2 separate regions of the Mus musculus genome follow, and region 2 is linked to region 1. Evidence: chromatin loops called from intact Hi-C (ENCODE). Cell type or tissue: left cerebral cortex. All regions are shown on one strand. Links, peaks and the distances in the headings refer to the core of each region. The heading gives the core; the rest is flanking DNA. Region 1 overlaps Pdzrn4 (PDZ domain containing RING finger 4). Region 2 overlaps Pdzrn4 (PDZ domain containing RING finger 4).

The links. A loop is a pair of places that touch in the nucleus more often than their neighbours do. Peaks named below come from ENCODE experiments on the same cell type or tissue, not always from the same donor. Only the 100,000 strongest peaks of a DNase experiment are listed, where the experiment ranks them.
Region 2: it touches region 1 in a loop (2.8-fold over the local background); 2 of 42 quality-filtered maps call a loop at or near these places.

Annotation. Positions count from the first base shown.
Region 1 is chr15:92,597,385-92,600,199 of GRCm38, forward strand. All of the region lies in intron 3 of Pdzrn4 (PDZ domain containing RING finger 4), which reads left to right. Among named protein-coding and RNA genes, the nearest start is that of Gm52207, 88 kb to the left of the region's middle. In left cerebral cortex, for the core only: a CTCF peak has its summit at 1,438; a DNase peak (open chromatin) is centred at 1,457; H3K4me3 peaks cover 1,724 bases; H3K27ac peaks cover 426 bases.
Region 2 is chr15:92,446,587-92,449,401 of GRCm38, forward strand. The region is part of intron 3 of Pdzrn4 (PDZ domain containing RING finger 4); the gene reads left to right. Among named protein-coding and RNA genes, the nearest start is that of Pdzrn4, 51 kb to the left of the region's middle. In left cerebral cortex, for the core only: a CTCF peak has its summit at 1,182 (motif pointing right); a DNase peak (open chromatin) is centred at 1,340.

The DNA of each region.
Region 1 (2,815 bases), core at 256-2,755:
CACTTTTCAGAAAAGAGAGGAACATTACAAACTGCTCTACGAAGTTTCCCAGGTGAGTGCAGGTCTGTCCGCGAGCGGCAACTAAGCAGCCGGGGCTTTGTGTTCATCTGAGCGATGGGAACTCATTTCTGGCTTGCTTGATTTCTGTCTTTCAAGTGCATTTCGGAACCGAGGGCCGGCTTGCTGTTTAGGGGCTTTTTATTTGAGGTTTGGGTGGCAGTTTTCAGTTTCCTTGCCACTCCCCCTTCAGATGACTTCCTGTGGGATTCTTTTAGCGTTTTTTTGTGTATCGGCTGCCAAGATGTCTGTCAAGTCAGAGGAGCAGCGCTGAGATCCTGGACTGTAATCTTTTGAGAGCCCTCTCTGGTTTTGGGATCATGTTGACATTTGAAAAATCAATTGTATCATTGTCTGCATAAATACTGGGAGTTAATAGGTCTGTGATCTCAGTTATTTTGAATAGACAGGAAAAGTTTCTTGCCAAATCTGGTTAGCCAGAGGAAATTATTTGATTAATGAGACTTTTTTTTTTTTTTTTTTTTTTGCTTTGGTTTAAGAAAAAAATAAAACTTGGTGTTTTTGTATAAGGAAAATACATGATATGTCTTCAATTCAAAAAAAAAAAAAAGAAGAAGAAGAAAAACAAGTTTTCTTACCATCTATTCTTGGCTCCTTGTTCTATTTTTTTGTGTGTTTAGTCCTATAAACTAATAGCAAGCACTATTTCAGTGCACATTTGTGACCTAGGGAAAGCCATATAAATTCAAATATCTCTTTAATGTGTGTCTTCAGACTTTTCTGGTTTGAAAAGGTGGGGGAGACTATATAATTTTAGTCAGCTGCCATAATTTTAATATAACTCTATTAATTTACTGACTATTATTACTATCTACATTGATTTACTATTTATTTTAAGCATTGCTCACATGCAAATGTGTCATCTGGCAGAATAAAGTTTATTTCACCTGTCTTCTAGTCTGCCCCAAATTTGACAGGACTTTTGTTTTTTAAGAGATTATTGCTGACGAAAGACAAGGTTGGGACGTTGGTGGTCTATGGTCCAGCAGTAGCCAAGTGCCCACTGCCTACTGGCTCCCTCAGACTCCCCCTCCCCAACCCCCGGTGTGATTCATTTCACAGTGGGCTAATTACAAAGTGGATTTGCTACACATGAAACAGCCTCCTCAGTTGCAATGTTAATGCACATTTTCATGGTAATGTGATCAGAGGCTCATTAGCCAGTTTCCAAAATGATCCTCTGCATTAATTAAATATAAAAAATGATTCCTTTATCACCAGAGAGAGGAAAAAGAAGATTAACATTGTTAATTACACTGGGGGGCAATACCTTTGGCTTTGCTTTGCAAAAGGAAACCTATAAACTTGCCTAAGTGCGAGCTAAAGTAATGCTGTCTCCTGGATGCGTGCCGCTGGCTCTTGAAAACTGTCTCCAGGTGGAGCACTCGCCTTTAGTTTGCTTCTTAAGAGTTTGACGTCCAGCTTTGGTTTTCTGTGGTCAAGGACCAGGGAAGTGGGTTCATCAATCTGTTGGTGGTGGTTTTTAAATCCTAAATCCAAATTATGTAAAAGCAGAGTGTGGTGGCGCGTGGTGGGGGTTCGGGGTGGGGGTGGGGGTGGCGCGATTCGCATCCCCAATTACGCCTGGCATAAGATGTTTACATCCTGGCGGGGCAGGGTTACTGCCTCCAGTAGGCAGCAGTGTGTTTGCTCAAATGCAGGAGGAGCCCTTTGTTACGGATTTTAAGAATGCCTCTCTGTGAGTTTTGCCTTCAAGTGCTTCCCAAACCTTGAGCAAACAGCTAAGCCATGCCCCTTATTGCCTCTGCCTGGTCTCCTCCATCCATTTATTTTATTCTCTCTCCTCGTGAGCTGCAGTACTTATGGTCTTTAATAAAGGGGTGAAATGAAGGATTAGCTTCCATTTAACTGGCTTTTATTAAATAAGAAACCTCAGCTTAAAGATCTCGCAGGCATTTTTCCAAGAGGGATCCTCCCGCAGCGCTTCCCCAGCTTTGCTGTCTATTTTATTGAGTTAATGGATAAGATAAGATATCAAAGGGAAGCAGTGATAGGCTCGTATAATACACCGAGGGGCTGCAAACTATTTTCTGTTTGTATTTGAGAAAAGGCAGCTCAGAGCACACATGAAAGTCAGCCCAATCTCGAGCAGGTGTTCCAGAGGATACATAGCTGCCCTCTCCCCTCCCCTACACCCCTACTCCAACCGCACCCTGACCTCCCCCACTTCTGACCTCCCCCACACCCCACCCCCAACCCCCCCTTACCTCCCCCACTTCCGACCTCCCAGACTCCATACCCCCCCCCCCACTCCACCCCATAAGAGAGGCTACAGTTCACAAAACCTTCATGAGGCTGGAGTCTGATTTCTAACAAGTGCATTGAGATGAAACTGAGCACACCTGACTGCCCCCAAACTGTATGTTCCTATACTCAGAACTCTCATATAACCTGCATTTTATTTCTTTGTTATTTTTAATAACTGAGGGAAATTCTGGGGGAGTTGGGGAGTGGGGGGGGCAGGGAGGGGGAGAGAGGGCCGAACCATGTATAATTATCAGTGACTCCATAATGTCTTCCCACCTGCAAAATGCATGTTTCTTTACATTAGGATCCTTATAGTTTTGAACTTCCCACATTTCCTCTCTGGATGTAGTGATCTGATAAGCGGGTTATAATTGCAGGAAAAGAGGAAAGTGGGTTCTGGGAGGAGCCTAGGGAGGGAACCTGAATGATGTACTCAGGTGAGGGGGATGTCCTTTATGTTTTGGGGATT
Region 2 (2,815 bases), core at 209-2,708, 150 kb before region 1:
TAAGGAATGAGTGCTGGGCACATTTACCCCTGGGTAACCTGGACTTACTTTGTGTTCAGCATCTATGATAGACTGTTAGGTGTTTATAAAGTATCTTGTTGTAGAAAATTTAAATCCCAATCTGGAGTTTCTTCCCTGCATTGATTATTCAGGTCCAGATAAAAGACACACACAGCCTTTATATTTACCGTATGCCTCCATCAGCTGGGCAGATACCTACCCTCTATGCTATTACAATCTGCTTCCTCTTGAGAACCCTGAATTATTACTTACTATGTCTCATCTGGGCTGCTCTTAACTTCAATTGGTCAGCCATGTTTTCTTGACTCCTAACCCACGGCATCTCTTTCTTCCTCCTTCACCTTCTTTTCCCATGGTTCCTCTCCAACACCAAGCCCAGGAATCCTAAACCCCACCTATGTCTCTTCTGCCAAGCTATTGGCTGTCGGCGACTTTATTCACCAATCAGAAATAATTTGGGGGTAGGGGGGTCAGATAGTGTCACTTGGGTCTATATTCTGACTCTACGTCTCAGAGGCCAGCTGTCAGCATTACAATATACACAAGAGCAAACCTCAACAGTATTCATCAACTAAAACCTGCCAACAAATTTATGAGAAAGGCCTTGACTAAGAGTCATCAAGCTAAACATCATTCCTGAAGGGAGATAAGTCAAAATATTCCCATTTGTAGGGTGTGTGTGTGTGTGTGTGTGTGTGTGTGTGTGTGTGTTATGTGTGAAAAATCACAAAATATAACATGCATAGGCCAATGAAGATAGTTCTTTGTCAGAAATGGGAGCTGCCCAATACCTACCTGTGTTAGTCTTGATAAATCATAGTTCATGGCTTTTGATACTCTCAATACTTCTGTTCTCCTTTAGTTCATAATGCTCTTACCTGCTTTGGTAGTTATTGTGACAAATGGGACAGAATAAAGTGTTGTCAATGGGAATCTGGGTGTGGGCATATGCAAACAGCAACCCACTCATGACTTCCTGAGTGTCAGCAAGTGCTAAAACGAAGCCTATATTTAAAATGTTTGGTCTCAGCAACGACCTACAACCCTTTAACTTGTGGTCTTCTAAGATTCCACCCCATCAATTCAGCTGAACAATAAACATCATGAAATCTCTACTGTGAGAGGGAAGAAGTTGAAACTTTCCAGCCTGAAGCCAGCAGGTGGCAGAAGCAGCCAAGCATCTGAGACGGGGCCTGAAACCCTGCTTCCCACAGCAAAGCTTTTTCTTTCCCATGGAGTTTTTTTTTTTTTTTGGGGGGGGGGTGGTGGTAATAATGCCAAATGTATAAAATCCGTTGCCTCTTCTTACAGGCGCTTGCTGAAAATAGTACAGGCATGAATGTACCACAGCTCAGAGGCTGGCCGGCACTGTCTTCCCTGGTGAGGGAGGGAGGGGGCAGCTTTCATTGCGAACACCTTTTGGCTCAAAAGCTCGGGCATATCCCAAGTATGGTGTCAACAAACAGATGGCCCTCGTCCTCATCCCATGCATGTGTTCATCTGATGCTCAGCTTGTCGAGAGCTTGCCTGGTCCACTTGGGAAGTGGGATGACAACTCTGATGGTACTCAGTGACCATCAGCTGTGCTGGCTTAAGTTAATAATGCTTGTGGTGACAACTAAGGGGCTTTGCTGCTCTTTGGTTTAAAGGAAAGTGGTTTCTATAGAGCACATGGTGGAATAAGAGTGGAGGATAAAATTCACATAAGGATAAGGATGAGTTTTTCTTATGCCTGGCAGAAGGGAAGATAATTTATGTGAGCAAGTAGAAGGTAACATGGAATAAAATGGATATTAGTTAGACACTTTAGGCCTCAGCAAGAAATTTAAGGCTAATGGCTTCCATCTGATCTAAACCCAATTATGCTAATCGTTCTCCTAGATGGAAAAGCCACAGCCGTAAGTCAGCATGCACCCTTGGCACTCCGTGTTTGCATGGACACCAGAGGGATGCTATGGTTCTAATTTTCTGGCTCTACTCAGAGATACGACCTCCCCTCCCTTTTGTTTTGTGTGTGACCTGTTCAGTAATAGGACTGAATGAGTGGGTAGTCCTACATGCTGATTTTTATGTTATATTCAGATGTCCGGAAAGAAAAATAAACAAAGAGAGCTATAGAAAGAAAAGTTATCTTTTCATGCCGGTTAATGTTTTTAATCAAATGGAAAGAGACATTTCAATTCTTATAGGCAGAAAGTTAATGGCTGTGGCAGGCTGGTGTTCACAGTCTGCTAAGCCAACAGTTTATTCACTTTATAAATGGTTGCCTTCTGATATTATGTGAAGAGAGCGGAGGTACATATGGTATGATACAAAGCATTTTTTTTTTTTTGGTATACTTTCCCAGAACCTGACCAGCCTGGCTAGTCATTTATAACCCCATGAATAGATAGGCTTTTATCATCAAAGTCTTACCAGTCAGAATCCCACACCCGATTCAACTTTAGACCCCCTCAGTTACCCCAAAGAAATTCTTCCTGAAACTTTCTAGAAAACGTGGGCAAGTGCTCTTTTTCTCCCAACTCTGTCCAGAGAAATTTGATGTCAACCAAAATATAGATTCAAACGGTGGTCTCAGATCTGTTCAGGATGCCAGATGTCCCAGTCTGCTGTGGTGATCCAGTTCAGCATTAGAATGTGGGCATGGTGACTCTTACTTCTGCGTTAGGCCCACAGCTGAAACACAAAACAGAACATCCGATGTGAGCGCCCTGGCATACGTGTAACATGCGTGAATGGAAAGCATGGCGTGGCAGCCTGTGCACAGCTTATGTGTTTGTAGAGAATGGGATGG